4 separate regions of the Mus musculus genome follow, and all the other regions are linked to region 1. A link is a loop called in an ENCODE intact Hi-C map of the cell type or tissue named here. Cell type or tissue: left cerebral cortex. All regions are shown on one strand.

Evidence for each region. Hi-C counts contacts between places; a loop is a spot of excess contacts. Peaks named below come from ENCODE experiments on the same cell type or tissue, not always from the same donor. Only the 100,000 strongest peaks of a DNase experiment are listed, where the experiment ranks them.
Region 2: it touches region 1 in a loop (9-fold over the local background); 2 of 42 quality-filtered maps call a loop at or near these places.
Region 3: a loop joins it to region 1, with 4 times the contacts of the local background. A loop is called at or near these places in 12 of 42 quality-filtered maps.
Region 4: it touches region 1 in a loop (3-fold over the local background); 15 of 42 quality-filtered maps call a loop at or near these places.

What each region holds. Positions count from the first base shown.
Region 1 is chr15:76,719,022-76,727,021 of GRCm38, reverse strand. It overlaps Lrrc24 (leucine rich repeat containing 24), which reads left to right and starts at 4,849. Exons shown (of 6, transcript NM_198119.2): 1 at 4,849-4,896; 2 at 7,098-7,226. C030006K11Rik (RIKEN cDNA C030006K11 gene) reads left to right here and starts at 3,177. Exons shown (of 3, transcript NM_145472.2): 1 at 3,177-3,367; 2 at 3,803-3,851; 3 at 4,039-5,557. The coding sequence starts at 3,206. The coding sequence ends at 4,484. It overlaps Arhgap39 (Rho GTPase activating protein 39), which reads left to right. Exons shown (of 12, transcript NM_001168288.2): 9 at 194-393; 10 at 1,008-1,099; 11 at 1,530-1,699; 12 at 1,846-3,037. The coding sequence ends at 2,040. In left cerebral cortex, CTCF peaks have their summits at 3,217 and 4,284 (motif pointing left); DNase peaks (open chromatin) are centred at 4,676, 5,083, 5,315, 5,682 and 7 more places; H3K4me3 peaks cover 3,587 bases; H3K27ac peaks cover 3,730 bases.
Region 2 is chr15:76,945,387-76,953,386 of GRCm38, reverse strand. It overlaps 1110038F14Rik (RIKEN cDNA 1110038F14 gene), which reads right to left and starts at 5,126. Exons shown (of 5, transcript NM_001347540.1): 1 at 4,843-5,126; 2 at 4,468-4,758; 3 at 4,235-4,319; 4 at 3,697-3,843; 5 at 2,408-3,138. The coding sequence starts at 4,848. The coding sequence ends at 2,999. It overlaps Gm46534 (a long non-coding RNA gene), which reads left to right and starts at 5,038. Exons shown (of 4, transcript XR_001781744.2): 1 at 5,038-5,127; 2 at 5,253-5,375. In left cerebral cortex, a CTCF peak has its summit at 4,497; DNase peaks (open chromatin) are centred at 796, 2,129, 4,693 and 4,878; H3K4me3 peaks cover 1,792 bases; H3K27ac peaks cover 1,426 bases.
Region 3 is chr15:76,900,653-76,908,652 of GRCm38, reverse strand. It overlaps Commd5 (COMM domain containing 5), which reads right to left. Exons shown (of 2, transcript NM_025536.2): 2 at 7,356-8,000. The coding sequence ends at 7,574. It overlaps Rpl8 (ribosomal protein L8), which reads right to left and starts at 4,582. Exons shown (of 6, transcript NM_012053.2): 1 at 4,544-4,582; 2 at 4,203-4,350; 3 at 3,973-4,114; 4 at 3,617-3,835; 5 at 2,682-2,797; 6 at 2,335-2,532. The coding sequence starts at 4,340. The coding sequence ends at 2,374. In left cerebral cortex, CTCF peaks have their summits at 350 (motif pointing right), 1,331 (motif pointing right) and 3,988; DNase peaks (open chromatin) are centred at 376 and 4,603; H3K4me3 peaks cover 2,081 bases; H3K27ac peaks cover 1,665 bases.
Region 4 is chr15:76,923,934-76,931,933 of GRCm38, reverse strand. It overlaps Zfp647 (zinc finger protein 647), which reads left to right and starts at 6,486. Exons shown (of 5, transcript NM_172817.3): 1 at 6,486-6,558. In left cerebral cortex, CTCF peaks have their summits at 1,657 (motif pointing right), 3,969 (motif pointing right) and 5,816 (motif pointing right); DNase peaks (open chromatin) are centred at 3,976 and 6,316; H3K4me3 peaks cover 1,305 bases; H3K27ac peaks cover 1,218 bases.

The DNA.
Region 1 (8,000 bases):
CCTCACCCCTCTAACATTCTGCATATCCATGCTTTCAGGTGTTGCAGATGGCCTGATGGGTCCTCCTTAGTGACTTGGGTTAGGGTCTGGGTAGTCCCGGGTACTGGCTGGGCCAAGAACCAGAATTAGGGAAAAGAGATGAAAGAAGGAGGCTGGACTACAACAGGACCTGAGTGTTGGGCTGTTTTCACAGGGCCTGAAGAAGCCTAATGTGGAGGAGATCCGACATGCCAAGAACGCAGTGTTCAGCCCATCCATGTTTGGCAGTGCACTGCAGGAGGTGATGAGCATGCAGAAAGAGCGCTATCCTGACAGGCAGCTGCCCTGGGTACAGACACGGCTCTCCGAGGAGGTCCTGGCACTCAACGGTGACCAGACAGAGGGTATCTTCAGGTGCCTTGCCAGCCCCAGGTTGTGGGTGGGAAAATGAGCACAGTTGTGTGTTTATATCTCTAGTGTCAGGGACATTAGGGCTAGGGGCCATGAAGCCAAAAGAGACAAGGCAATGCCCAGTCCACAGGAGGCAAGTTAGCTGTGTCACCACCCCACCCTACCCCTAGAGTAGGTCATGGCCAATAAAGACAGCCAACGGGTCCAGAAGGTACCTGGATGCCAGCAGGAACATCACCTCTGACAAGAGCTTCAGAGATGGCATGCAGCTGGCCAGGCAGTTTCAGCATCCTGGGTGAACAGGGATGTGGCATACCCAGCCCTTGGGATGGCACTTGCCTATGCAGTGTCAACCATTGTAATGACTGGCTTGTCACCTGTCAGGCCTGGGGAGGTCCAAGGCCCCAAGACAAAAAGAGAAGCAAGTTTGGGCTTTAGTGGCCTACCAAGGGAACCAATTGCACAGGGAAGCCAAGAGAGCCAAAAGGAAAAGCTGAGTCACCCCACCCTGCCTGAGACTGAGCGGTTGGCGGGTCCTTGAGCCTTTCTGCTATTCCCGACTCTAGCTCGAGAACAGGTGAGCTGCTCTAGTCTGAGATGCACCCTGTGTTCTCTAGGGTCCCTGGGGACATTGATGAGGTGAATGCCCTCAAGTTGCAGGTGGATCAGTGGAAGGTGCCTACAGGCCTGGAGGATCCCCATGTCCCTGGTGAGCCCCACATATACTCAGTATTTTTGAAGAGTTGGCTTGCATGCATATCCCAGAAAGCAGATAACCATGCAGGCGGGACTCCTGTTCGGGATCACCCTATGGCCTTGTCCCCCTGTCCTGTGGCTGCATCTAACCATCCTTCACCCCTGGCGCCTATCTTCAGAAGAATTCTAAACATCCTCCCACACTGTTGTATAGCCATTGTGGACACATGCACACATACCTGTACTGTCAAGAATGATCCCAGGTCCTCCAGCAGCTAGTGTCTCTGAGATCTGGGCTCAGGCTGTACAGCTTTAGCTAGAGGGACCCTTTCCAGCCTGTTCCATATTCTCCCATACACCCTGTTTCTCTGGATGTGGCCTCTGGTGGATGCTTGGCTTAGGGGTTCCCAAGCCAAGACCACCTAAGTCACTCCCACCCTCAGCATCGCTGCTGAAGCTGTGGTATCGGGAGCTGGAAGAGCCCTTGATTCCTCATGAATTCTACGAACAATGCATTGCGCACTACGAGAGCCCGGAGGCTGCTGTGGCCGTGGTGCACGCGCTACCGCGCATCAACCGAATGGTGCTGTGCTACCTCATTCGCTTCCTCCAGGTATGCATGATCTGCATCCAGTGCCGCACCACGCCCACCTACCATCCTTCCCAGCCAACCTTCCACTTTGTTCAGCTCATCCCCTAATAGCTACGCCTACCCTCCACTCTGCTCTCCTCTCCCTTCACCCGGACCCCCTCACACAGGTGTTCGTGCAGCCAGCCAACGTAGCCATCACCAAAATGGACGTCAGCAACCTGGCTATGGTGATGGCACCCAACTGCCTGCGCTGCCAGTCGGATGATCCTCGCGTCATCTTCGAGAATACACGAAAGGAGATGTCCTTCCTTCGAGTGCTCATTCAGCATTTAGATACCAGCTTCATGGAGGGCGTGCTATAGCACGCGGGCTATGGACGCCTGCTAGGGTGACACCCGGGAAGGTGGGAGGGAAGGCCCCAGCGCGAGGCAGCATGCCAGGCCCCGCCAGACGCCGGCCCCGCCCTAGGCCCTCCCGGGGCCAAGCAGCCGCGCCATATCTCGCGGCCAGTTCCTGCAGGTACCGGCTCGCCCTGCCAGTCGCAAGCCAGCCCCGAGAAGTGCCTTCTGTTTCCCGGAGCCGAGCGACACTGCCCTCCTGGTCGGCTGAAGCACATACCGCGTTGCTCAGGGCAACAGGACCTTGTCCCCTCTTCAGGGCAATCCTCCACCAAGGCACTCTCGCCCTGATCCCTCCCACCCTAGTCTAGGGGCCTCTGGCTGGGGCCAGAAGGAGAGTTAGAGGCGTTCTGGAGAGCTGTGCTGGCCACTACTAGGACTTGGCTCCGTCGGCTCGATGCCTAATAGGTCTTTGTGCAAGGGGAGGCCCCAAACCAAAGCCCTCTGGGTTAGGGCCAGGGCTAGGCAGGCTTTCTTGGGGCGGGTGAGGGAGGGCGAGAGGTTTTTTGTTTTTTGACTACAGAATCTATCCGATACCCAGCCTACTTGTGTATAAAGATATAAATAGAACGACAGAACTAAGTTTGCTAAGGACATAGTTTTAACCAGATGCTATTTAGCTCTTGAACTGCCATTGCGGTCCTCGCGCTGAGCAAGTTAGCACCACCCTCCTTTGACCTCGCGGCCTCTGACCAAACTCCACACACGGGCGGCGCGTGGATGAGACCTGCCTGGACTCGTTTGCGTTTTCCATTCTGGAATCTGAGTTCCAACAGTTGTCAAACTTCATTTCTCCTGTTTATATATATATATTTTTAGAGTTTTTATTTATTAAAAACAAAAGTCCCGTCATGCGGAGGTCCTGGCCTCTCTCTCCAGGGCCTCTCGGCCGCAGGCGCTCCCTCGTACGTGTGGCTCGAGGGGACAGTGCTCCGTGTGAATAAAGTTCAAGTGCACACTCGCTGATTGTGTTTCTTTCAGGTTACTTCTGACAAGGGGGCGGGGGAGTCCACGTCTGGCAGCTACTTCCGGGGGCGGGATAGACAGCTCCGCCCCTCCGAGCACGTGTTGCCGGCGGAACCCAAAGCCCCAGGCACAACACTGTGTGATCCGCTTCCGGTGTGGAAGAATGTGGCCGCCTAGTGGGGCAGTGCGTAACTTGGCTCTAGTCTTGGCGAGGTCGCAGAGAGCTCGGACCTGCAGTGGGGTCGAGCGTGTCTCCTACACACAGGGTCAAAGCCCGGAGCCCAGAACCCGCGAGTATTTCTACTATGTGGATCACCAAGGCCAGGTGTGCCTGGCGTGTGACAGAGGGAGGAGACCTGAGGGGACTGCGGAATCCATCGGCACCGGGTGGGGAGTAGTTCTAGAGGCGAGACCTGGGATAGGTGCTACGCGTGGCTTTGAACCTTTCAAAGCCCAGGCTGGAAGAGTTAATTCCGGGGCCTTCCGCTTTCACCGCATCGTAATCCCGCGCACACTAGCCTGTCCTAGCAGCAGTCCCAGAGCCGAGTGCTTGCTCGCGATTGCTAGGGACAAGCGGCTGTCAAACCTGCTGTAGAAAAAGGGGTGAGGGCTGCAACCCTGGAAACCTGTCTGTAGATGTGGGGAGAGTCCGCAGGGCCCTTCCACATGCCCCCCTGAACACATTAGACAGAAAAGCAAGGACAGCGAACACCACCGGCTTTCTTGCCAGGACTTACTGTCCACTGTGTCCCTTCTGCAGCTTTTCCTAGATGACTCCAAAATGAAGAACTTTATCACCTGCTTCAAAGGTATTGCTTACTGCACTGCTCCCTCGTGTCTCTCTCTACCCTTCAGGGCCTCGGCTCCCCGACTCTGAGGGAAGGCACCATCCACGAGGGGGGGCCGCTGTCTCGTGCCAGTGCTGGTATTCCCAGGAAAAGGAGCGTGTCGGGGAAGCTGGGTCACCGAGCATGATCGTGCCTTTTGTTCCCACAGACCTGCAGTTCCTGGTCACTTTCTTCTCCCGTCTGAGACCCAACCACAGCGGGCGCTACGAGGCTTCCTTCCCCTTCCTCTCGCTTTGCGGCAGAGAGCGTAACTTCCTGCGCTGTGAAGACCGGCCAGTGGTCTTCACGCACCTCCTGGCTTCCGACAGCGAGTCACCTCGTCTCTCCTACTGTGGCGGTGGCGAGGCGCTGGCGATACCCTTCGAGCCGGCTCGCTTGCTACCCCTGGCGGCCAATGGGCGCCTGTACCACCCGGCCCCGGAGCGCGCAGGCGGTGTGGGTCTAGTGCGCTCGGCCCTGGCCTTCGAGCTCAGCGCTTGCTTCGAGTATGGGCCTAGCTCCCCTACGGTCCCCTCTCACGTACACTGGCAAGGTCGCCGCATCGCCCTAACTATGGATCTGGCCCCGCTGCTGCCCGCTGCCCCGCCGCCCTGAGACTCCAGCTGGGGCTGTGTGGGGAGGGTTAGAGCAAACTCTGGGTTTTGTAGTACTCGCAGGTTACCCCTCTGCTCCAACACTCTAGATTAACTTAGATGTCCGCTGTCACCTGCACGCTGGTGACTGAGAGCGCGTGCGCGCAGAGGTGAGCCCAGGGTGGTTGGCGCTGTCCAAGGTTCTGGTGCTGCCCTGCTATCCTCTGTCCCTACAGAGGTCCTCTCTCGGCCACCTCTAACCCTTACACCGGCTTTGCGTCCCACGGATTGGCCTGCGCTGGTCACGTCAGGCAGGGCGGCAGGCGCAAGGCGCGCGTGGGCCGGTGCGCGTGCGCGCCCACCCCAACCCCCCCCTCCGCTTCTCCAGTCTTGCAGCCGCAAGCACCGCGGGGAGTCGCTCGCCACTGGAGCAGGTGAGGGGGTGGGGGGAGATCCTGGCCCAAGGTCACCGGGCTTGGGGGCGGGATCGGGACCCTCTAGGTTCTGACTGCCTCACCGAGAAAAGGTCATAGGATCTGGCAGTGGGAAGGGGATGGAAACCACACCCTCAATGAGCAGGCTCGGACCCACTGGAACGGGAGGGGGCGGTTAGGGGAGGTAGTGCTGCTTAAAAGCGCCGGATCGCAGGGGCTGCCAGAGACCTCCGCTGGGCCCGACAGAGGACACAGGACTCCTCCCCACCCTCTTCCCGCCTAGATAGGCATCCAAGAGACCGACACCCCACTCCTGCTCAGGATTAGAGGTTCATGTCCTGATAAAAGGATCTCTGCTGGGCTCATCTAATAAGGGGCCCTTATTCCTGACATGGCTGTCTTGCTCTGGTGCACATCTGGGCCTCTGCATAAGCAGCAGCTCTGATCCCTAATGCACAGATCAAGGCTTTGCTACTGAAGGCTGAACAGCTGTGCAAGGCCTGGAGCCAGGGACCAACCAGTCATTCGTGTTCCAGGAAATAAAACCCAGAAACCTAGCAAGCGTCCCCACTTCTTGGGGCTCCACATGTCCTGAGATCTAGGAACTGCCTTTGCCTGCGCCAAAGCTATTCCATTAAAACTTTACTGCTGTGCTGCCTCATCTCTATTGACTTTAAATGATCATGTGACTTACAATTGGTGCAAAATTGAGACAAACACCAAGGCCACTTAGTACAATTCAACTTGACTCAGAGCAAAGAAGACCTGGTGAATCGGCGAGTATTAAAACACTAGACCATGCCAAATGAGGCTGGAGACTAGAGAACAGTGCACCCTTGGTCCTATCTTCCTTAAGGCTTCTCAGCTTCGGGCATCACCATTAAAACTGAGCTCATCGTGGCTAGAACTAGACCCCAGTCCTCCTGTCTCTAGGTACCCAGGGACATGCAGTAACCTGTAGAGTGCATTTCTTGACAGTTTCAGAGGTCACTGCTCCCACATTCTTAGAAAGCTAGGTACCCAGTTGCGGTGATAGGAGTGGAACTCAGTGTATTGTGTGCTTAAAGCCTGTGACTGGTGTGCGGGAGAGACTGAGGCCAATCCCCAGAGGGAGGAAAGAAGAAAGTTAGAAACCAGCGGATGACCTGAGGTTTTTCCCCACATCCCAGCCAGATGTGACACATACCTTCCTCTACTCCAAAGACACAGCCCCCGCTTCGAACCAGCTGTGGGGCCAAGGCATGATTTTCCTGTTGTTTGTCTTATCCCTCTGTTCTCTAAAATCACCCGGGAAAGCCAGGTGTGGTGGTGCAACCCTGTGATCTCGCCACTTGGAAGCATGATTAGAGGATCTCCAGTCCAAGTATAGCAAGACCCTGGCTCAAAACAATTAGAAGTAACAGTCAGGTATGGAGGCCCAGGTCTTTAATCTGTACTAAAGAGGCAGGGGCAGGTGGATCTCTGAGTTCAAGGCCAGCCTGTTTTACTAGAGTTTCAGGACAGTCATGGACACAGAGAAAGAGAACCTGTCTTAGTGGGGGTAGGGCTGGGTGTGAATTCCCAGCACCCAAGTGATGGCTCACCACAACCATCCTAACTTCAGTTCCAGGGGATCTAATGCCTTCTTTTGACTCTTGGGGGTCCCAGGTAGGCATGAGATGCACACACATATATGAAAAGCAGAATATTCATTCGTGGATTTTAAAAATAAAAGGAAAGAAAAAGCTAGAAATAAGCTAGGCATAGTGACATAGGCCTTTAATCTCAGCACTTGGAGGCAGACAGACATCTCTGGGTTTGAAGCCATCCACATAAGGAGTTCCAGGCCAACCGGAGATACACAGTAGACCTTGTCTAAAAGAAAATAAAACATAGGAGTTAGCCCTGAGGAAAAGCCTAACTCTTGGTGAGCTTCCTACCAACCACTATCCCTACAACAGGAGGATCATAGACCACACCAAGCTATGCCATGACCACCACATCCCCCTCAGATCATGACAAATGAACCATACGGTGGGATTATATGGATCAAGTTCATGTGGGGTCCCTTGCTCTTGTGTTGAGGCACAAAGAAGTTTCTGCCCAGTGCTGAACTTTATGCTGATGCCAGTGCCCACAGAATGAGACCAAGGGGGTGTGTCTGCCCGGGGCACTCTCTTTTGGTCCATACCTGGATAATTGCCCTGGACTTTGCTACCCAGGCAGTTACATCTGTTACATCTGGGAACCAAGGAGAGCCCAATGGAGGCTGCCGTGCCAGTGATGGGACTGTCGTGCCAGTGACGAGCAGGAGGCTCTCAGTATAGGCACAGGAAGAGGCCTAGGGCAAGGTAAGGACCATCAAGGAAAGATGGCTTTTGCTTTTGTTTTTATTGGGGTGGGGGGAGGAGTTTTGTTGTTGTTGCTCCCTTTAAAAAAAAAGTGTGTGTGTGTGTGTGTGTGTGTAAACGCACATCTGTTGGGAGTGGGGAATGCTCATACAGGTCAGAGGCCAACTTTGTGGAGTTGCTTCTTCTACCTTTATGTGGGTTGGGTAGATGCAGCTCAGGTCACCAGGCTGGCCAGGCAAGTGTCTTTACTTGTATAGCTATTTTGGAGCCTTTGTATAGGTTTTACCAAGAGTAAAAGACAGGTAGGGAGCCCTTTTTTCCCTTTCCTTTTTTCTTTCTTTGTTTCTTTGTTTCTTCCTTCCTTCCTTCCTTCCTTCCTTCCTTTCTTTCTTTCCTCTCTCTCTCTCTCTCTCTCTCTCTCTCTCTCTCTCTCTCTCTCAAAGACAAATATCAGTATATATATAGCCTTGACCAACCTGGAACTCACCAAGTAGACCAGTCTGGAGTGCTGGTTTGTTTTGGTTGGTTTGGTTTGGTTTGGTTTTTCGGGTTTTTGGTTTTTGTTTGGTTTTTCAAGTTGGGGGTCTCTCTGTGCAGCCTTGACTGCTCTTGAATTTCACCCTGTAGAAGTCAAACTCATAGAGGTCTGTCTCCCAAGGAAATTCTGGGATTAAAGGCTGCACCACCATTGCCTGGCCCCTGAGTACTAAGTCTCACTGTGGTCCAGCCAACCTGGCTTGGAAAATATAGCTTAGACCTGGCCTTGAACTTACA
Region 2 (8,000 bases), 230 kb before region 1:
TCTAAAGAGGACTCATGGGTGATGGGCCAGGTGTGAGGGAAGGGATACCCACTTAGCAATGTGAGAGCCACATCACTGCTGAGCAGTCGTGTTCTCCAGGAGTCCCCTCCCTGAAAGTGTAAAACAGAGCATGACAACTGTGAAGCTGTAAGATGTGTTTGTTTGTTTGTTTTTTGGGACAGGGTTTCTCTGTGTAGCCCTAGCTGTCCTGGAACTCAGAAGTCTGCCTGGCTCTGCCTTCCGAGTGCTGGGATGAAAGGTGTGTGCCACCACTGCCCGGCGAAGCCGTAAGATGTTACCATCTGTCATTAATTAAAACAGAAAGAGCTGTTCTCACATACTTAGAATTCATTGTTAGCCCAATGAGTTTCAAGTAATTTCACTGCCGACTTTAATGCCAGTTTATGCTCTAGTCGTCTGAATTAAAGTCAATCTGCACCAAAATAAAAAATACAAAAACCCCTTAAGCACAACTAAACTCTGTTTTATGGAGCTAAGAGATATCAAGCTGCTGAAACAGATGTTTTTAAAATTGACTATGGAATAGCTGTCCTCTGTTTCTCAAGAAGAACAAATGCACTCTTAAACCGTGGTTATTCAGAGTAACCCAGACTTCCCAAAGGCTTAAATAGTTTGGAATGGCTCCAAACCCAAAAAGGGGTATGAGAAAAAGGAAAGGGTAAGGAGCTAGGGAGAGTGGGAGAGGCTGGACCAACAGAGAGCCAGTCAGCTTTTAGAAGTAGATCAGGAGCCCTAGCAACAATGAAAGGATGCTTGGAGATTACATCTGATTGGCTTACCAGCCAGAAATGGTTAGTTCTGATTGGCTGGTGACGATGCTTCCAACCAGTCAGCCTTTTGCAGGGAAGTAAATTTATCTGGCAGAAAGGACAGGCGGTAGAAGCCAGCAAGAAGAAAAAGAAAGAGACCTGGACAAAAGGACAGCAGATTATTTGTAACGTGGTGGCAGCTGAGACGAATGAAATCAGACACCTATTTATGTAACAGCTTACTGTTTGCAAAATGGGTTAGCATTATCTCCACACGCTACTATCTTGACAGGGAGATTTCCCCCTAACCCTTAGCTAACCTTAGTACCCTAACCCATATAGACCTACAGCCAGAACCCAAACTCTAGACCCCAACCCTCACCTAACCCTCGACTTACCCTAACACTAAGTATTGAATAGTGTTGAAAAAAACAGAGCAGGGCTGGAGAGATGGCTCAGCGGTTAAGGTCATGACCGCTCTGCCGAAGGTCCTGAGTTCAATTGAAGGAAAGGGAAAGGGAAAGGGAAAGGGAAAGGGAAAGGAACAAACAAACAGAGCAAGCAATAAACAATGACATAAGTTTCTGGCCTAAGCAACTAGATAAGACAGTAAATATCACTGACTAAAAAGCACACGGAGACGGGGGACCCAATTAGGTATTTCTGTAACAACGCTGAGTTTGAGCTGCCCACAAAATACTCACCCAGAAAGGGCAAACGCAGCTGGACTCCAGGTTGTACTTAGTCTAGGATATGAGTTTGGGCAACGCCAGCAGACCACAACGGTGTGAACACTGCTGGTTTACCTGAAGATCTGAACTCAGTGGAGCAGTGGGTACAGTACAGATGTCAACCCTGGCAGGGCTGGCCAAATGGCTGAGTAAAGGCAACTGCCACCAAGTCTAGAGACTGCGCTTCCACACACGTGCAGGACATTTGATCACACTGTGAGCCCTGAGACTGTATTACTTACTGCAGAAACCTGTCTTTAGTTGTGGTGTGGCTCGGCTATAGCTCATGCCTTTAATCCCAAATCATGAAGGTGGTTTGTAGAAGGAAGCACAATATTGGAAAGTGACTTCTGAGTGGCAAAGTGACAAATCAGAAAGATTTGACATAATAGGATATGGAAGTGAGAGGAAAGGAAAGTTACTTAAGGGGAAGGGGGAGGAGCAGGGGCAGGGGAGAGAGGGGGTGGGGAGGCAGTTTTACCAGGTTGCAGAAAGAGAACAAGCTAGACACAGGTGAAGACAGAGTGAGCTAGAGAATGAGAGGAGCCAGAGGATTAGAACGGATTGCCAGAGTTAGTCTGAGGCCAAGCAGAGCTAAAAATAAGAGGCTGAGAGAGAGAAGCCAGATTGAGTCAGTCAGCTAGCAGAGGCGTTTGAGTCAGAACAGCTGAGTTCACAGAGCTCAGAAAGTGCTAAAAAGGGTGAGCTTATTCAGCAGTAGGTCTCAGACACTGAAAACATTCTAGGCCTAGATAAGACCAAGCGAGAAGCTTCCAGGTCTAGGCCTAGGTTAGCAGACGAAGGCAGTGAGCCTCTGGAGACAGTTACACCAGGCAAATAAAAGATGCTTTTATACACATAGCATGCTCATACTCACACACATAAATACCACTCACACACATAAAGGTTGTGTTGTGTTTGTTTTGTTTTGATGCAGTCTGCTAAGACTCAGCTCAGGCTAAGACAGTGAGTAGCTTCTTAGCTCCTAAAAACAAAACGTGGCTTGATGGAGACCACACTGGCTCCAGAAGACGACAACCTGCTGAGGGAAACAGCAACAACAGCAGCAAAGGACTAAGTCCTGGATCAGAGCTGGACCAAGCAGTCTTGCCTCCTCTAACACATTCGGAACTCTCTCTCTCACACCATCCTATTTCCTTAGAAAAGATTTATTAAGGCGATATAACAATATACAAAGCACTAGAAAAATGGCCTGAGCATCTTTTCAAAAGTGAGCCCACTGTGTCCACAACTTCCCCACAGTTCCTTATCATCAGCAGCTACTCTGCACCTCTCTTCTGACATGAAGAACATTTCCTTCAAAGGTTTCCACATCCACATAGCAGCCTCACATAGGCCAGCCGCTTCAGGTCCATGCTGCAATGAAGGACAAACCAACCCCACTTCTGCTGAGAGAATTCCTGGGAAGGCCCTGCAATCAGGACACATCCCCACCCCACCCTGGAGGGGGATGAGCGGTCCAGCATGTAGGAGACCCTAAAAGAAATTGAACCGAAACTCTTCGCTGGTCAAGTCCGGAGTGGTTTTGGCTCTTTCTGCAGGACGAGGCCTGCAGACCCTTCCGCTCTTCTTTCTGGTGGCCTCACTGACGAGCTGTACCTGGGCCGAATGGGTGGCTGTAGGAAGGGGGAGCAGAGAGTCAGAATAGCTAACTTTCATCCATGCAGTTACAATTACCCACACAACTTTCCTAACTAAAAAAAAAAAAAAAAAAACTGAAAAATTATCTTAAAGTAAATAATGTCATTCCCATATGAGACTCAAGAGATGTAGTAACTTATCAAAAATGTTATATGATCTAAGTAACAAAATTTAGATCATTTTCACAAAATGATATGTTGTATGATCTAAGTAACAGATCCAGGACTTATGTCCAAGTTATTTATTATTTAGTCCCAGGAACTAAAGTCCAACTGGTACCTGGCTTTATGGCCAGTGAAGTGAGCCCAGGCTAAGACAGAGGAGCTGTTTTTTTCATCCCCAAAACAGAACGAGGTGAGGACCTCGGCCCTCCTCCCCCCAGGACCTCTGTCCCCTAAGAGAGAATACTTTCTCCCCACTTACATCCCCCCCGCCCCCGAGCCCATCTCTTCCCACACCAACCCTGCTGAGCTGAGCCTCTCCCTACCCCCTTGACGTTAATGTACTGAACCAATCGCTTTCTAGTTCCTCACCAGCCTTTAGAGCCCGTAGGGCCTCCCGCCACTCTGCATCCATCTGAGCCCTGTAGTCCCCAAACAAGGAGCGCATCAGCTGTCTCTTCCGGGGCAAGGGGGTTTTTTCACTGCGCAGCGTTCGGATTGCCCCAACAGCCTGCTCTTCTGCAGATGAAAGAAAGAGAAAGAGAAAGAGAAAGAGAAAGAGAAAGAGAAAGAGAAAGAGAAAGAGAAAGAGAAAGAGAGAAAGAAGAAAGAAGAAAGAAGAAAGAAAAAGAAAAAGAAAAAGAGCTAGTGACTTCAAACACACTCATATCATCCTACTACAAACAATTCCCATCCAGCTGGGGTGACGCACGCCTTTAATCCCAGCACTGGGGAGGCAGAGGCAGGCGGATCTCTGAATTCCAGGCCAGCCTGGTCTACACAACTAAGTTTCAGTACACCTAAACAAAGCAAACCAACCAAAAGCAACAACCCCACCCCTTGGCAATACCATCAGACCACAGAACTGTCACCGTTTACATTTCCCTAACTGTAGAGAAGGGTCCCTCACTCTGCTTCGGGGTAGGTCTCTGCGTCTTGAGACCCAGCTCCAGCTGTTCCACACACCAGGCCAGCTCCCGCGCCAGCTGTTCCGCCTGGGACAGAAAGGAGGACATGGTTGTGATGGGTAACAGGGTCCCGCAGACCCCACTCCCATACCTTCAGCGCCTTAATTCCGCACAGCTCGCCCACAGAGGCAGGCGGATTAGCGCCCAGAAAGCTCGCAGGGAGTACCATCCTTGCCTGGGCCTCAGCGCTAGGAGGAGCTTCGTCCGGGGCAGGTTTCTCCGAGGGCTTTTCGCTTCCATTTGTCCCAGAGACCCTGTTGGGGGTTTTCTTTTTCTTTTGCTTCATCGCTACTGTGTTGCCTACGGGATGGGTTCCGGCGGCGGAGTCGCATGCAGGTTGCACTGAACTGCGGAGAGGAGGTTCCGAGGCACCGGAAGCTGAGCGAGAGGGCCGGGGTCTGCGCGGAGCGCGATGAGTTTTCCGACTTGAGGCTGCTGGTGCCTCCCGAGCAGGACGCCCTGGCTCCTGAAAAATCGTGAGACAGGACGAAATTCACAGGGTCTCCCCACCTAGGGCCTCGCCACAAACACGCCTTCTCCCACAGCTCACCGCCATTAGTCGGAGCGGCCGCCGGAAGCTGGTAAATCCTAACTACCACAGCGAACTCACTCCTCTGGAAACACGTCTACGACACAAGGTTCCGCAGAAAGCGCAGCGGAGCCAGAGCAAGCGCTCAGCGCCGGACAGAAAGCACTTGGGTGGATGGAGCGCCTCAGGCTGTGCTTGTAATTTTAGGAGACAGAGTGCACGGGGATGAACTTAAAGGCCTCGGAGAACCCAGCAGAGTGTGCCGCCAAGAAACAAGACAATTGATTCCTGGAGAGAATGGAACCGGTGGGGTCGGGGGGAACGCCCAGAGATGGGGCAAGGTGGATTATGCGGGGCGGGGCGGGGCGGGGCGGGGCGGGGCGGGGCGCAGGCGTTGACAGATGGCTCAGCTTGTCCCCGGTATACTTCAGAATCCTGAAGAACTAGGCTCTAATGGCAATGGAGTGAACTTTCCAACGAGAGTCGGGGCAAGCATGCACTTCCTTCTTCCACGACCATTAGGCTGCCACCCGAAGACCTGGCCCAGATTTAAGGTGCATCTTCCCACCTCAAACGAAAAATCAAGAAAATTTCCTTACAGGAACTCCTTACCCCTTGAGGTTTAGGATAATTACAGGTGTGGGTTGTCAAAATGACAACCAAGAATAGCAATAGCTATCATAGCGGTCTAGCCCTAGGACTACAGATACCAGTCATGGAGCTACAGGATTTGGTATTTTTCCTACAGGCTTCTAATCCTGCTTTGTTTCAGTATTTCTTCGCTATGCCTCTATTCCACACTTTTGGAATGGCGACATATATACTGTGTCCTAATAATCACAGGACATGGTAGTACTAAGAGACGCCCTAAGGGATCTCCTACACTCCAGACATAATCTTGCTTACCACCATTGTGAAGAGGTAATCCAATTTCCCCATGGTAATCTGGATCTATCACCCCTCCTAACACTGTTATTCCTTTTTTAGCCTGTTGGTTTAAGGGCATTAGAAGCCCAAAATGACCAGGGGGAAGTCTGAGCTTCCAGTTCAATGGAATGTTTGTTGTAGCTCCTGGTAGGAGCACTCCCTTCTCTGGAGCCAAAACTTCTAGGCCAGCAGAACCTAGAGTTATGGGGACAGGAAGCAAAAATTTTCCTAGAGGGTCACTAGGAGTGATAGTAAGTGCTCTGCTCAACTCCTTCATGCCTTCAAAACCAGTACCACCTGGGTGACCCTTACACATTACCAAGTCCAGCCACAGCACAATGTACAACTTTGGCTATATCTGGAACACAGCCACTGTGCTCTCAGAAAACACTTCCCAGAAGATGTCACCTCAATGATGCTGGTCTCTTCTTAATCACCGCTAATTTCTTAGCTCCAGCTAACCAGCATCAATAGTCCCAGTAATGCAAAGTTTTTGCTTTAGTAGTTCTGGTATCTTGTTAATCACAGCTGATTCTTCAGCCCCAGCTAACCAGAACTACAGAATCTTCACAATCAAAACAGCAATGGCCCTGAAAAGAGTCTTTAATTTTCCCTCTGAAATTTCACAAACCAGACCTCCATCTTCTGCAGTGTTCTCAACGTTGTCTTCCAAGCTCCTACACAACATCCGACAGAGCTCTTAACAACGGATAACTTTAAAAGTCCCACAGTCTTTACATATTCTTAAAATTTCAATTTCTTTAAAATAGCCATCTCTTTTAAAATCCAAAGTCTTTTTACAATTAAAAGTCTCTTAACTGTGGGCTCCACTAAAACAGTTTCTTCCTTCGAGAGGGAAAATATCAGGGCACAGCCACAATCAAAAGCAAAAGTCAATCTCCAACCGTCCAATGTCTGGGATCCAACTTACAATCTTCTGGGCTCCTCCAAGGGCTTGGGTCACTTCTCCAGCCATGCCCTTTGTAGCACACGCGTCATCCTCTAGGCTCCAGATGCCTGTACTCCACTGCTGCTGCTGCTCTTGGTGGTCATCTCATGGTACTGGCATCTCCAAAACAGCAACAGAAAAGTTACTAACACAGGGACACTTTCACAAGAGTAAGTCCATGTCAAAATATGCAAAATCACACACCTGAAATACCTATAACAAGCTGCATGCCAGTTAGACCCCTGTTGTATTAAGGGGTGTCTCTGTATTTCCAGTTATTAACTCTGTACTGGCAGAGAGCTAAGTGCTGGCAGGATTTTGGAATTGTCATTTCTATGGCACATCCCCAGGTTTCCTATTTTGTAAATGTCTTCCAAACCTTCCCAAAAGATGAAGGTCAAGCTTGGAGGAATGCCTTAGGCGACCTAAGAGCCTGTCTAGCATGATCTTACTACTGAGTGGTTATAATAAAGATCTGGCAGCCAATAGTTGGGGCAGGAAGTATGGGGGCGGAACTTCTGGGCGGGCAGAGTCAGGGGATGCAAACAGAGGCAGGAGTATCTAAGCAGACACAGAAGGAGCAGGGAATGAAAGGGCTATCTAGGAGGCAGGGCCAGGCTGGAAGTCAGGTTAAGTTAGAAGCTAGCAGAGTCTGCCCTAGATAAAGGCCAAATGCTTAAAACTGTATAGAAGTCTAGTGTCTTGTTTAAACCATAAGCAGGTCCTTGAGAGCCCCACAATAGACCCCAATAAAGCCTTTTTTCTGACACAAGGTGTAACTATCACTCAAACTGGCCTCAAACTTGCCACCCTGCCTCAGCCTCTCTTTGCTTGGATTACAGTCATTCACCACCTTGCCCAGCTATGAGGCTGTTTCTTTCAGAAAAAGAAATACAATACAGAACAAGGTGTAGAACTGTTCTGTCAAAGCTTCAACTCCCCCCCCCCCCTTGCCTGGTCTGGTTTATGACCTCAAAATATCAAATCAAATTGATCTCTTTGTGTCTTAGCTTCCAGAACACTGACCTTACAGGGCTATTGGCACAGTGCTCAGTCCATTGCCTGCTGAGTTAGGCCTGCACCACGCACTGAGACTCTTTTGTCTCTGTATACAAGCACGGGTTTCTTCCTGCACAGAGGGTAAACCCTATAACTCCTGCTTTTCCAGAGCCCAGAATCATCCTGGCTTGCCTAAGTAACAGCCATAGATTTGGCCAGAAGGCATCTGTCCTGGTTAGGTTTTCTATTGTGATAAAATACCAGAACCAAAAGCATCTTGAGGGAGGGCGTTTTGTTTTGTTTT
Region 3 (8,000 bases), 180 kb before region 1:
CACAGCTCTCTGAGGCTTTGAAAAGACATAGGACAGATGCTCCCTCCATCTGCTGCCTCTTCACGGTTTTTTTTTTTTAATAAGAACAACTTTTTTTTTTTAATTTTATTTATTTATTTATTATATGTAAGTACACTGTAGCTGTCTTCAGACACTCCAGAAGAGGGCATCAGATTTCGTTATGGATGGTTGTGAGCCACCATGTGGTTGCTGGGATTTGAACTCTGGACCTTCGGAAGAGCAGTCAGCGCTCTTAACCACTGAGCCATTTTTTTAGGTGTCTTCAGGACATCTAAAGACTTTGGTTTTTAATGTAAGGAGAGCTGTCTGCATGTACACCTGTGTGCCAGAAGAGGGCATCAGATCCCTTCATAGCCACTGACTCCACTCCACCTGACCTCTGATCTCCAATCAGGAAAACAATAAGTTGTCTCAGGGCAGGTCTCTGACAGTCTTACTGACAGGACCTTGGGAAGCAAGCATCACAGTGGCGTGGAGACAGCTTTAGGAAGCATGGAGTTCTGTTGGGAACACAGCCCTCAAAAATCAAGGCTGTGTGCTCAGAGGACTGGTGACTCAGTAGTTCATTTTTAAGCCACAAGCACTGCTAAACAAACCCTTCCCTGGAGTAGAGGCTTGGTCCCCACTCAGCCCATACAAACGGGTCTGTGTAATTGATTTAGAAGTCGCCCCCCCACCCCAGACGGTTTGTCTGTGAAGTCCAAGGCTGGCCTCTGCCTCCTTCGAGCTGTGATTAAAGGCATGCCCCATCACCACTACCCAGCTTGTCTGCCCCTCTACAGCAATTCCTCCCATATGCCCTGTTGCCTGGCCAAGACCAACAGAAAAGCAGTGGCAGCTTAAACTCACCCCAAGCAGCCACACCTAGTGCTTTCCCAACACCCTCCCCTCCCATAAACACCTGTCATCTATGGTGACTTCTGTAAGAACCTGCAATAATGGCCTGCTTAGAGCCAGTGGCTCACGGTAGGTGAAATTCATACCAACAATACAGAAAAAGGATTACACTCCAGGACAGACAGGGTGCACATCAGGCAGGAGGTACCACTTAGCAACACAACCCCATAGTCCTGAGCTAGTCCCTCCAGAAGAACCACCCCACAAGAAATACAATCATGTGCTACTCAAGAGCATCTGCCAGGGGAAGGGCCTGGAGACACTCGTCAGTTCCCATGGAATGCTATTACACCAGAGATCTATGAACAAGATGCCACAGAATAACTTGTATTTATATGCATACATTGTAGCTGTCTTCAGACACACCAGAAGAGGGCATCAGATCCCATTACAGATGGTTGTGAGCCACCATGTGGTTGCTGGGAATTGAACTCAGGACCTCTGGTATAGCAGTGAGTGTTCTTAGCCACCTCTCTAGTCCAGATATGACCAAGTTTAAAGCTTTTTTTTTTTTTTAAGATGGAAACTTGTCTTAACTGTCAGTCTGTCTGTAATTTATGATTCCTCTGCATGGTCTGTGACCCTGGAGAGGTTAAGCCTCAGAACTACACTGTCCTGGTGGTGCTGCCTAGCTCTTAGTGATCTGTCCCCTGAATAGGGAAACAAACATGCCAGCTCCTTGCTGTTCCATGTAGGGCACTAGGTATGTGGTTTCAGGTAGTCTGAGGGCTATAGCTTTCAGTGTCAGCACCCACTGCACACAGGAATCTAGGACCAGCTGACAGTAATCTCAATCTATAACTTCTATCACGATCCATGAAGGTGGGAAGGGGTGACCAAAACCAGGACTTAAAGGTACAGAAGCACCTCTATTCTGCATGGAACAAATCTTAATGTGTAACAGCTGCAGTCGTCATCACTCCCAGGGGGTGGGGGCCACATTGGATGTCTAATATTCTCTAGGCAAAAGATACAACCAACTAAAAAGTACTTGGACATTCCAAAAAGAAGTTTCTACACTCACACACTAGTGCCCAAGACAGCCTGTAATTAGGAGTTGGAGACTAGCTTCTACTGCACGTTGAGAAGGAATGGGGGGAAAATTCTGTATCAATTACACAGACCCATTTGTATGGGCTGAGTGGAGACCAAGGCTCACTGTACTGTCACCACTAACCCCAGCAACTGTGGTCCACATAATTTACGTCAGTACCGCATATTGTAAACTGAGCTTCCCAGCTGGGCAGGATGACAACCCCAGCCTGATCTTCAGTGAGTTCCAGACAGTCAAGGATTATGTAGAGACCTGGTCTCAAGTCATCTACCCAAATCCCAGGCGCAGCATGCCATGCTCCCTTGTAGGGTGGAAGCATCTTTCACTTCCAGGGATCCCTCACAAAAGAGGCTCACACACGCCGGATTAGCCAAAGGACGTACTTTATTAGCTCCTGAACTCTAGTTCTCCTTCTCCTGTACAGTTTTGGTTCCACGCAGCCGTCCAGTCCGGCGGGCAGCAATGAGACCCACTTTGCGCCCAGCAGGGGCATCTCTTCGGATGGTGGAGGGTTTGCCAATGTGCTGGTGGTTACCACCTCCAAAGGGATGCTCCACAGGCTAAAAAGAGAATGAAGTTAGGTTAGTGTAAGGGTCATCTCACCTACGTAGGGAACACGGGAAGAGCCGACAGCCCAGGACCTCCCTGCTGCAGATCCTCCCAGCACAGCAACAAGAAAAGCCCACTCACTCAGTTCTTGGTTACTTACATTCATGGCCACACCCCGCACACGTGGCCAGCAGTTCCTCTTTGCCTTGTACTTGTGGTAGGCACGGCCAGCCTTTAAGATAGGCTTGTCAATTCTGCCCCCACCAGCCACAACACCTGAAAAGTGACACAACACCTCTGAGACATGCACCATTCACCATTAGTCTATGGCAGAAATCTACAACCCCACAGAAGTCCAGCAAGCTCTACCTAGGAAACCCCTTACCCTCTGCAAACTGACACTTTGACAGGTGAGGCAAGGACCATGCCTGTATTAAAGCAAACTGTTGACTCAGCCCAAGTTTCCATGGGGTGCACCTCAATATTCAGTGCCTGATATTCAAGACAGGTCCTTCAACCTCTGAAAACACCTCCCACAAATGGGCAAACCCACCTACCAAACACAGCATGCTTTGACCACGTGCCCTCAGAACTTATCCTATGCAAGGATGAGGTTAGCAGATCCTAAGATGTTTCCAAGTAACTAAACAAGAGATAAGTCATGGCCCCTTTTCACTGACTTGAACATCTTTTAACAGCCACTACTGGTCCTATCTTTTCTAAAATGAACCAACTAAACTCAAGTGCAGGATCAGAATTCCTAGGTCACAGTGCACAAAAGTGTCAAGCGGTGTAATCTTTTTTTAACCTAATTTTATGTATACACAGGCATCTTTACCTACATGTCTGTATCCATACACATTTATACAGTGCCCAGAGACCAGAAAAGAATCAAATCCCCAGGACAGGAATCAGTTAGTTGTTTACGAAGTAGGTATTCTAGCACTCTACAACTAAATCCCCAGTTGCATTCTGTTAGTCTTCTCCCATGACCAAGAAAATAAGCAATGTGGTTCTATGGCCTAGGCCCAGCAGCTGGCAGTTCATATGCCGACCACCCGCGTCTTCAAGGCCCCACTGCCCTCCCGCACTCACCAACAACGGCTCTGTTGGCAGAGGAAATGACCTTCTTGGACCCCGAAGGCAGCTTCACTCGAGTCTTCTTGGTCTCTGGGTTGTGGGAGATGACTGTGGCGTAGTTCCCGGAGGCTCGGGCCAGCTTGCCCCTGTCCCCAGGTTTCTCCTCCAGACAACACACGATCGTACCCTCAGGCATGGTGCCCACGGGCAAAACATTGCCGATATTCAGCTGGGCTGTGGAGAGAGGGGGCAAAACGACTGTTAACGCTAAAAGCCATGCCAAACCCACACCGATCCCAACCCACGAAGCTCAGCTCAGCACCCAAAGTCCCGGGCCCAACCCTTCCTTCCTTCCCCGCCTGGAGGCTCACCCTTCTTGCCGCAGTACACGAACTGTCCAGTGTGGATCCCCTCCGCTGCGATGAACAGCTCTGTCCGCTTCTTGAATCGGTAGGGATCCCGAAAGACGACTTTGGCGAGGGGAGCGCCGCGGCCAGGGTCATGAATGATGTCCTACGGGTCAGGGTGGTGTATTGTATTCTAAGGCCTGCTCGAGACGCCCGGTTCCCCGCCTGCTTAACTCCCGCCGGTGCCCTCCTACCTTTACGATGCCTTTAATGTAGCCGTGTCGCTCCGCGAAGTCCACAGCACGTAGGCGCGCGGCGCCCTTACGGTGCTTCACGTGCGCACGGAAAACAGAACCCGCGCCTTTCCTCTGCCCTCGGATCACACGGCCCATGGCGGCGAGTCTGGAAATGGTTCGAGTTCAGCGTCCAAAAAAATCCCCAGCCTCCTGCCAGCCCCCAAGGCCGAAAGCAACGCCATCCCTCCCTTCTGATCCTGGACGAGTGGGCCAGGCCGCATGACAGACCGCCAAGTAGTTAACGGCGGCGGATGGCGGTGGATAATTTCAAAACCCGCAGCGGACAGAGCACAACTTACCTGCCGGCAAGCAAGGCCGAAAGAGGAAATAGACGGGTCAACGCAGCCTTATCTTCCGGGGCGGGGCCATAACTCCGCCCCTTCCCCAGCGCAATGCCTGTCGGGTCTTGTAGTCACATGCAGGTGTCCTGTGTGTCTACCAAATTGCTGAACCAAGGCAATTGCTGAAACTTGTCGTCCTGGGGAGAGGCAGACTCTGAAGAAACCGACTCAAGAGTCTTACGGAGGAAGGGCGGGAGAGAGGAGGCTTCAAGAGGTGGAAGGATTTGTCCAGGGCAACGCCACGCAGAATCTTGAGCTTCCGAGCTGGGCCCAGACGGAGGAGATTGGATGTGCAGACACTGGAAACCTAGTGCTTTGCCGAACTAGAAGATTGAAATTTGACTGGGTCAGGCGGAGTTCCAGGACAGCCTGGGCTAGAAAACAAGTTCCAGAACAAGCTAGGGCTACAAAGAAAACCCAGTCTGGGGTAGGGGGTTGGGGGTGGAGGGGAGGAAGGAGGTGAAGAAGAACAAGAAGATAATGATTGGGATTTAAGAAGGTCACCTGCGGAGTTCTCAAGATGTCTGGCAAAGAAGCCAAAAGTTAGTGGCCTCAGCAATTGGAAAGAGGGTGGGGGCAATGACCCTGGAGAGCTAAAGCGGGGAAGGAACGCAGCGATGCAGGGCGATAAAGTGGCACAGAGCCCCCCAAACAGAGGTTCTTCATCTGAGTGAAACCTAAGTAGTCAATGGCATAAACGTGTAGACTGAGAGGGAGGTAACTGAGGGTCAGGGTCCCAATTGGTAAGAGAGGTTTGTCAGAACTGGGAGATTTTACATGGCAGAGGCTAAAATTGACATATTGAGGAGGAAGGGACATGGGTTGGTGATCTGACACACTGAAAAGAAGAAGGGACAGGCCAGACGTGGTGGCACATGCCTTTAATCCCAGGGCTTGGGAGGCAGAGGCAGGTGGATTTCTGAGTTCGAGGCTAGCCTGGTCTACGGAGTGAGTTCCAGGACAGCCAGGGTTGTACAGAGAAACCCTGTCTCGAAAAAACAAACAAACAAACGAGGAAAGAACACCGAGTTATCGTCATGGCTCAAGTTCCACAGGATGCTGGTGCACAGGGTATTCCAGAAGGGTAGTGGAGCTTTGGGTGGCAGGGTTCCAGGACTTGCAGAGTGGTAAATCAAGCCACCCAGGGGCAGGGTAAGGAGTTGAGTCAGCCCAGAAGAGAACCAGAATGAAAGATGCCTATACAGAAAAGTCTGTGGGAGGATGCCTGCTAGTGCTTTGTCTTGTGAACCGTGCAGGGCATAGGGCCCTGCCAGCACTAGGGTATATCTCAGCCAACCGGCCCACAGGACAGTTTTGTGAGAGTCTGTAAATGTATGTGCAAGTTTTCAGCCCTGTCACACTCTTCCTATATAGGCATCTGCCACTGGGTTGTCCTTTCAGAAACAAAGACATCTTTAAAAAAAAAAATTGTTGTTTATTTTATATGATCTTCAGCCACACCAGAGGAGGGCATCCGATCTCATTGCAGATGGTTGTGAGCTACCATGTGGTTGCTGGGAATTGAACTCAGAACCTCTAGGTAAAGAGCAGTCAGTGCTCTTAACTGCTCAGCCATCTCTCCAGCCCTGAAAAAAGACACCTTATATATTTATTTATAGACAGGGTTTCTCTGTGTAAACCTGGCTGTCCTGGAACTCACTCTAGATCAGGAGGAACTCAAACTCAGAGATCCATCTGTCTCTTTTGAGTGCTGCCATTAAAGAGGAGCACCCCCACCATCAGGCAATTTTTTTTTTTAAGATTTATTTTATGAGTCTGGGTGTTTGGCCTGTACAACTGCACCAAGTATATGCCTGGTGCCCAGGAATGACAAAAGAAGTGATTGGAGCCCTTGAAAATGGAGTTACAAACAGCTATGAGCTGTTACGTGGCTGCTGGGAATCAAACCCAGGTCTTCTGCAAAAGCAACAAGGGCTCTTAACCACAGACTCAACTCCCCAGCTCCCAAAGACACTCTTGACATGCCCAGTGGTTCCAAACTCCCCATGGAGTGGGAGGTAAAGTACTGGACAGGTGCCTCGGACACATTCAAAGGTTTTAATCCACTAACGCTGCATGGCTTCACTAGCAGCCGACACACCACTTGATCCGTCTGCAGAGTACTCCTGTGACCAACCTTCTCCTCATCTGACCTGGCTCTATTCAATTGTCACAAGCTGTACTCATAGTTTTATTGTTTGTTTTAGATTTACAACTTTCTGAGTATGAGTAGTTTGCTTGCATGTATGTTTGAGTACCACATATGTGCCTGTGTTGGATGTCTTGGTGTTGGGTCCCCCCTGCCCTTCCCCCACAACTGAAGTTACAGAAGGTTGTGAGCCACCACGTGAATGCTGGGACTTGAACCCAAGTCCTCTTTGCAAGGGCAAGTGCTCTTCACTGCTCAATCAATCCTCCGGCCCTGTTCTCATGTCTTAATATTTAAAATATGTATTTAATGTTATATATACCAAACATTATTTAATGCATATTTAGTATTTGTAATGTCTTCCCCCCACCCCCTCTGATCTTTCCACTAGGATGTCAGCTTCAGGAAAGCAGGAATTTAGGGCAAAAGAATAAACACGTCCGCAGCAAAGCACAGGACTTAGGAAAGCAAATGGGCAGAGTTCAGCCATGCTGAGCAACCATGTTGTATGTTGTAAGAGATCTTCATCTGGACTTAGCTCTGCACATCGTCTCATCCAGGAGCACAGCTGGGGAAGGGACAGGTAGGTTTAATTCCCTAATAGAATAACATGTTTTTAATAGTTGCTTTACCTCTTTAATTCGAAACTGAGCCTCACTACGTAAAACCCAGCCAGGCCGGCCTTACATTTCACATTCTCCAGCCTCAGCCCAGCTGTTTACTTGTAAAACAAAACCCAAAAGTCCCAGCTGTCTTTTCACTTAAAATATGTTCTTACATCCTCATCACCAGTGCGGCTGGGTTCTGGTACCAGCTTCAGCACCCCACAGTACCAGGGTTCAGTCCTGCAGTTTGCGCTCACACTTTCTCTCCAGCTCTGCCATCTCCTTAAGGACCAACGCCACGCTGTAGCGCAGCTCCTGGAATTTGGCTATGGGCACCTCGAAGCGGTGTGCCGATCCATCTGTGAGCTTCAGCTGCATGAGAACACTCGGTTGCAGGGAGCGGGACTGAGCACTGGTTGAGATGGCCACATCCACCCGCCACCGGAAATTCGACACACGAGGCAGCGAGGATCCCTGCTGCTGGGCTACAGAGTCGAGAAGAGGGCGTTGACTCCCAAATGCCAAACTGGCCAGATCTCCAATCATATCTTGGGGAATGCCAAGTTCCTGGAGTTCGTCCTGGAAGGCATCTGGTTTCAGACTGGCAGGGGGCAGCCGGAGAGCCTGCTGGAGCAGGGTGTGTGTGCCCGCCAGCAGGACG
Region 4 (8,000 bases), 200 kb before region 1:
TCTCTCGCAGTTGTCGCACGCACGTCAGAATTAGGTGCCGTCACAGATCCCACATGCTCCACAACACTAGAGTATTTATTTGATTTCTGGCCTTTTTCAGAAACTTTCCTAGCTTTGCCATAGGATGCTACTCTTTCTCATAGGCTTCCCTACCTGCTAGCATAGCAGGTCAAGTTTTGAAGAGATGCTAAACGTTCTTACAGGAATGGAACTATTCTGTGACTAGAAGCCTAATGGATGTGTGGTGTGCTTGCCTGAGGACAGAGGATGGTTTCTGAGCCAAGCTACTGCCACACGGTGTTCCTCCCTTCCTGATAGATCCTAGTGGGGGAAACCCCCACTCAATTCCCGATTCGGCGGGCACCCAAAGAATCATGAATAGACCGCCCTGATGTAATTACACGAGGTCGTTTAATGACAGAGCTCCAGACCGACATGCATCCCACACAGGAGATAACGGATGTCGGCCACGAGGCTCGGAAGCTAGGGGGTTTTATGGGGTAAGGGAGCTTAGGGGTGTGGAATTCAGCATAGCGACACACTATTGGCTTATTCAAACATCAGCAGAAAAATTACATGTACGTGCAGGGTGTCAGAGTTCTGTGAGTTGTTGACTCAGTTCAGATAGCCCTGTTATATCCTCACATTCCTCTTTATCTTTAAGGTTAAGCTGTTCCCAGGAATGTTTTAACTACGGGGCATACCTGGGTTTGTTTTTCTTTTTTCTCAGCCCCAGGCAGCCTCTAGGCTCACAAACAACCAGCAATTTCTGAGTACTTTATATGACTTACAGGTCTTGAAATTTCATCTTTCTTTCATTCCTACCCCTTCCTCAGCACGATTTCTCCAGAGAAATAAGACCTGTCTTGTACATGAGCTCACTCTTTCTTTCTTTCTTTCTTTCTTTCTTTCTTTCTTTCTTTCTTCCTTCCTTCCTTCCTTCTTTCCTTTCTTTCTTTCTCTTAAATTTATTTTGTGTATGTGAGTACACTGTAGCTGTCTTCAGACACCCCAGAAGATGGCATCAGATCTCATTACAGAGGGTTGTGAGCCACCATGTGGCAGCTGGGATTTGAACTCACGACCTCTGGAAGAGCACCTAGTGCTCTAAACCACTGAGCCATCTTCCCAACCCATGTAGTCAGAGTGGACCTGGTACATGCATACTTCCTACTTTTTAAAAGTCTGGCTTAGACATCTCCCTTCACAGAATATTAGAATCAAAGAATTACAAGGAAAGTCAAACATCAAGGGAAGGCTCCAGAAACAGCTCCTGAAACTGTCTATCTAGTTGAGAATCCCACCATCCGGCCGGAGGGAAGATGTCAGCTTCTCCGTTTAACCTCGCTTTGATGTGTGTCCAGTGCAGCTGTAGTCACCGATACCAGTGGTTGCTGTCCACTGGCAGGAAAGTGCAAAATATGGGACCTATTACGGAAAGGCAGCAGAGAACTCTCAGGGTTTTCCATGACGTTTTGAGTAATTAAACGTGTCCACTATGGCTATCGTGATTGTATAATAATTTTTGTAATTTTACATAGAATGTGTGCACAAACACATTCGTAGCTTCTGGTTTAAGGGTTTTTTTTGTTTGTTTTTGTTTTTTTAAAGATTTTATTATTACATATAAGTACAATGTAGATGACTTCAGACCAGCAGAGGGCATCAGATCTCATTATGGGTGGTTGTGAGCCACCATGTGGTTGCTGGGATTTGAACTCATGACCTTCGGAAGAGCAAGTCAGTGCTCTTACCCACTGAGCCATCTTGCCAGCCCGGTTTGTTTTTTGTTGTTTTGTTTTGTTTTGAGACAGGGTTTCTCTGTTTATCCCTGGATGTACTGGAGCTCACTTTGTAGACCAGGCTGGCCTTGAACTCAGAAATCCGCCTGCCTCTGCCTCCCGAATGCTGGGATTAAAGGCGTGCAGCACCACACCCGGCTTTTTTTTTTTTTTAAATCATGTTCTTTTATAGACAGTTTTGTTTTGTTTTTGTTTTTTGGAAGGGGTTTAGTCTGAGCAACAGACACTGTTGGTCAGCAAGTGGCTGTTCATGACTTTAATCTCTAAACTTTATTAGTATTTGAACAATTTTTTCCCTGTTTTTCTGTGTACAAAGTAGAAATGTTTCGTCCAGTTCCAGGAGACAGCCTTCTGTCATACACACACAGCTGTTTTGTCCTCCCCCCTGGACCAGTTCAGGCTAGCTTTCCCAATATTGACATGTTTGGAGCACACTTCCAGTTACTGTAGAACGTCCTTCACCTCAGGTTTGTCCTGTGTTTCCTGATAACTTAAGTAGAAACCCTCAAAGAGACGTGCCTTCACCAGGAAGTCTGAAGTGTTTGGTTTTGTTTTTTCCTAGCAATGTTACTCTCATTACAATGTACCTGTTTGGGGATGGGAGGCGGGCACATACCACCAAAGCACATGTGTTGGAGTCAGGACAACTTGCGGGGATCAGTTCTCTTCTACCATGAGTTCTGGGGGTTTAGCTCACGTTTGACACACTTTTGGAGAGCATCTTTACTTACTGAGCCATCTCTAGCCCCAGGGATGCTTACTCTTTATAACTTGATTAAGATTTCTGAGGCTTGGGAGCTGGTGAGATAGCTCAGCGGGTAAGAGCACTGACTGTTCTTCCAAAGGTCCTGAGTTCAAATCCCTGCAACCACATGGTGCCTCACAACCACCCGTAATGAGATGTGATGCCCTCTTCTGGTGTGTCTGAAGTCAGCTACAATGTACTTATCTATAATAATAAATAAATCTTAAAAAAAAAAAATTTCTGAGGCTGAGCATGGCGGCTTATGTCAATAGTCTCAACACTCAAAAGGCGGAGGCAAGCAGGTTACTGCTGAGTTCAAAGCCAGTCTGGACTGTAGAGTGAGACTCTTGTACTAGTCAGGGTCTCTAGGGATATGACGAATCACCACGACTAAAAGTGAGTTGAGGAGGAAAGAGTTTATTTGGTTTACACTTCCACATTGTAGTCCATCACTGAAGGAAGTCAGAGCAGGAGCAGATGCAGAGGCTGTGGAGGAGTGCTGTTTGCTGGCTTGCTCAGCCTGCTTTCTTAAAGAACCCAGGACCACCAACCCAGGGATGGCACCACCACATGCCTGGTGCCTATAGAGGCCAGAAGAGAGTAACAGATCACTTGAAATTGGAGTTACAGACAGTTATGAGCCACCATGTGGATGCTGGTACTCAAACCTGGCTCTTCTAGAAGAGCAGCTGGTACTGTTAACTGCTGAGCCATCCCTCCAGCTCCGATATTCATTTATATGAAATTCTGGACACTAAGCAAATTCAAATTCAGTTAGTGACGGGTTAGCAGTTAAATGTGAGCTGAACTACAATGAACAGTGTGGCTCAATTGGTGGCGGCCGTGGTGGTGGTGGGTTTTGTTTGTTCATTTGGTTTGGTTTAGTTGGTTGGTTTTTCGAGACAGGGTTTCTCTGTATGTCCCTGGCTGTCCTGGAACTCACTCTATAGACCAGGCTGGCCTCGAACTCAGAAATCCACCTGTCTCTGCCTCCCAAGTGCCAGGGATTAAAGGCGTGCGCCACCATGCCAGGAGGCTCAATTTTTAAATTCTGAGTGTGCATGTGTGTGTGTATGTGTGTGTGTGTGTGTGTGTGTGTGTGTGTGTGTGTGTGTGTGTGTGTGAGAGAGAGAGAGAGAGAGAGAGAGAGAGAGAGAGAGAGAGAGAGAGTGATTGAGTGCAGGTACCCACAGAGACCAAAGGAGTTGGATCCCCCTGGAGTGGAAGTTACAGGCAGTTGTGAGGTGCCTGACATAAGTACTGGGAATCAAACTCAAATCTTCTGGAAGAGATATGAATGCTCTTAATGCTGAGCCATCCCACTTAGCTATCTCAGCTTTTTTTTTAATCAATATTTTACTTTTATGAGTTTTGACTGCATGTATATCTGTACACCACCTGCATGCAGTACCCATAGAAGACCAGAAGAGGGCGGCAGATCCCTGGAATTGGAGTTACAGGTTGTGTACTTATATGGAAGTGCTGGTACCTGAACTGTTTACTTGGCAGATCCAGTGCTCCTAACCACTGAGTCTCCTCTCCAGCCTCCCTGACTCCATGTTTAATGGAGGCGTTAGCCTCAGACTGCCTTCTCTTTGTGAGCCCACATGTAGACCAGAAAGCCTTTTCTGATAAGAAAGCCTGGGCGCTCTTCCTTTGGCTTTCCTAACCAGTGAAGCCATAAGACCCTCTGGTCCAGTCTTAGAAACAGCCGTGCAGATGGTTGTTTTAGTTGGCTGCCATTGCTTTGACAAGCGCATGGCAAAGGAAACTTAAAAAGGGTTTCCTGTGGTTCAAAGGCCAGGTACAGTCCACGATGGTGGGAAGATGTATGCATGCGTTTGAGGCAGCTGGTCACATTGCATCTGCAGTCGCAGAGAGGACAGCCATGCATGCTCAGACTCGGTTCAGCCCTCCTCATTCAGTCAAGAATCTAACTCATGAAACACATTTAGGGCGGGTCAGCCCACCTCAACTTAATCTAGGCAATTCCTTACAGACATGCCCAGAGATTGGTTCCCATGAAGGCGAGAAGATCAGCCATCAGACTACCTTAGTCAAGGTCTCTTTGTTCTTTCAAGCAATTTTGGACCCATGTAGAGAGAGACATGCCTGACTCTCCCCAGAGAGCTCAACTGTATCAATGATGTATATATCCATACCCTCCAAAATATTTTTAGCCCCCCCCCCTTCCCTCATGTCTCGTGGACATCCGTGGCCTCTCTATATTGTGACTGCTTTAAAACTAGCTGCCTCGGGGACTGGTGAGATGGCTCAGTGGTTACGAGATCTGACACTCTCTTCTGGTGTGTCTGAAGACAGCTACAGTGTACTTATATATAATAAATAATAAATCTTTAAAAAAAAAAAAAACAGCCAGGCACTTGGGAGGCAGAGGCAGGTGGATTTCTGAGTTCGAGGTCAGCCTGGTCTACAAAGTGAGTTCCAGGACAGCCAGTGATATACAGAGAAATCCTGTCTCGAAAAAACAAAAACAAAAAAACCTGGCCCCCTCTGGGGCACACACACTTTAAAAATCCAAGAACAAAAACCTGGAGGCTCCATCACCCTGATCCACAAGAGCTGTTCTTGCTCCCTATCTCCCAGACATTTCCTCCTCCAGCCCCATGCTTTGTGTGTAGCCTCAGCTGTCCTGGAATTTGTTCTATAGACCAGGCTGGCCCCAAACTCACAGAGATTGGCCCTCTGACTCTGCCTCTGCCTCCTCTGCCTCTGCCAGTATTTTGTAACAGAAGACACGTAACCACTACAATTAGAGAAATAAAAATTGAAGCCATAACGGAGGGTAGGATCGAGTGCTACTGAGATACTATATGCTTATACTAGAGTCCCTGACTTTAATTTCCAGCAGAGAATATGTGTGCATACAGGGCCACTAAGGGTCAGTCTGAGGAGCTGCGCACCACGGTATTTTGTTGTTTTATCTTTTGAAAGGGCTTCTCAACAGGTCAGAACCTGAAGCTTGCCAGTGACTCTAGACTGGCTGGCCAGAGAGCCCTACACAGCTCGGCCTTGTTCCGCCTCCCCTGTGCTGGGGTTCTAAGCAAGCACTATTACACCCAGCCTTTTCACATGGATACGAGTGATTAAACTCAGCCTCGTGCACGTTTGTCAAACACCCAGTCTGTTGTACATTCCTCTAGCCCTGGAATAACTCAATTTTTTTTAAAGATTTATTTCATGTATGTGAGTACACTGTAGTTGTCTTCAGACACACCAGCAGAGGGCATCAGATCCCATTACAGATGGTTGTGAGCCACCATGAGGTTGCTGGGAATTGAACTCAGGACCTCTAGAAGAGCAGTTAATGCTCTTAACCGCTGAGCCTCTCTCCAGCCCCGAATAACTAAATTTCTAAAAGCCTGCTTACACCAAGTGTGGGCAAATACAAACAACAATTGGAACTGTCATACACTGCTAGTCTAGGGAATGTGTTGATGAGGACACAAGACAGACTGGCCGTCCCTTAAGAAGTTGAACACACACTACACTGTAAACTAAACCCAAGCAGCCCGAGTCAGCCTGATGGGTCTCGAGACCAGTGGTCCAGGCTGCCTGGCCACCAGGGAAATCGCTAGAGGGCAAGCACAGATCTTGGCGGAAGTGACCGAAGGCCCTCGGGAGAAGAGGGGCGGCAGGGAGGGGGCGAGGCCGGGAGGCACTCGGATTTGTAGGGACTGCGGCCGCCGCTTCCGCTACAGCCTCAAAGAGCAGGCGCGGTCCGGGTCAGCACGCGGTCTCTCTAGGCACAGCGGAGGCCTACGCTCTCGGTGGCCCCGGGGCGCAGGGCATCAAGTCCTGCAAGAAGAGCTGGAGGCGGACGGCCATCCGATCCTCCCGCGTCCCGGTCCGGGACTTGGGGTGGGGGTTGGGGGTGGGGACCTAGGGGCGGGGTCCCCTGAGATTGACGACTGCGCAGACGGGGCGGGACGGCCCCTTTGTCTTAGGGAGCCGAAGCTGCCGCCACAGGGCGAGAGGTTGCGGCAGATGGTGAGTGGCGCTCTGTCGGCTGCGCGGGACCCTCTCCTTCATCCGCACCCAAAGCTCCGCGCCCTCGCGTATGCCAGCCCTTCCCCCCGATGGATGGCTGCGGCCGGGCTGCTGACCCAGGCTGCACCCTCCGGTCCCTCGAACCCTCCAGGCCCCTCCCCGGGACCCTTCGCGGTGGCTCCCGCTAGCCCGGTCCGGAGTTCAGACGGTTCTGATGTGCATACGGTTTCCTACTGGTTGGTTAATTTGGTTTGGCTTGGGCAGTGGATGAGGTTTTGTCTGGTGAAATAACCGCGTCCCAGACTGCCCTGGAAGTCCTGGGTTCGCACGATCCTCTCCCATAACCCGGACTACAGTCAGGGCCACCATACAGCATTTTAAGTCCCATGCATCCTCAGCAGCGAAGGACATTTCTTGTCAAACTGAAGGTGCTCCGCTCTGCTCCCCATTAGCCCAGCTTCTTCTTGGATTTGTTTTATTTTTCTGCTGTTGCTCTCTTGTTACTTTGCAAAGGCCCCTTTTAATGGATGACAACTTCTCTAACGTGGCATTTTCTTGTTTAATTTTTTTATATGTATTTATGTGCTTTGCCTGCGTGTGTATCTGTACTGTATATCATGTGCATGCCTGGTGCCAACGGAGGCCAGAAGAGGGCATCGGGTTCCCTGGAATTGGCTGTGAGCCGCCATGTGGGTGCTGGGAATCAAGTGTGGGTCCTAGACGGGGGAAAAAAACGTGTGCTCTTAACCGCTGAGCCATCCCTCCAGCCTCCACATGTATGGCTCAGTTAGACACCTGAATCTGGATGTGCTGATGAGTGCTGCCATCCCCATCTCTGCCGCTTAGTAGCTTACTTGGTGAGTTCCAGGCCAGTAAGAGACCGTATTTCCCCGCCCCCGCCCCCCCCCCCCCCAATGGTGAAAGGTTTCTAAGGAATAACACCTAAGGTTGTCTGCTGGCCTCTATGTGCTTGCTGATGTGTAGGTACGCACGCACACACAGGAAAATTGTATACAATAATAGCTCCCTTGTATGTGGGCGATGAAGTATGGGCACAGCTGTATTCTCTAAGGCCAGAGAAGGACATTGGATGTCATGCCCACTGGCCCATCTCCCCAGCCCACAGTAGTTCTTTTAAATGTTACTCTGCCTAGCATCCTGACATAGTGAATGCATAGTGACACTAGAAGCAGTTTCCTGTGGAGCTCTCTAGAATGATTGGAATCAGGCACTCCTACTAATGCGTGTGGACATTCCTGTCACTAACATAAAAGGAAGGTTCCCCTGAGCTCCACTATAGAGATACTTAAAGCTGGGTGGACATTAGTTCTGATATTTTGCACACTGGGGATTTCCTTGTAGGGGACACAGAGAAGTGGAATGGGACTAACAGGTTAGAGCTAATAAGCCACCTTACCACCATATAGGTGACCAGTCCCTGG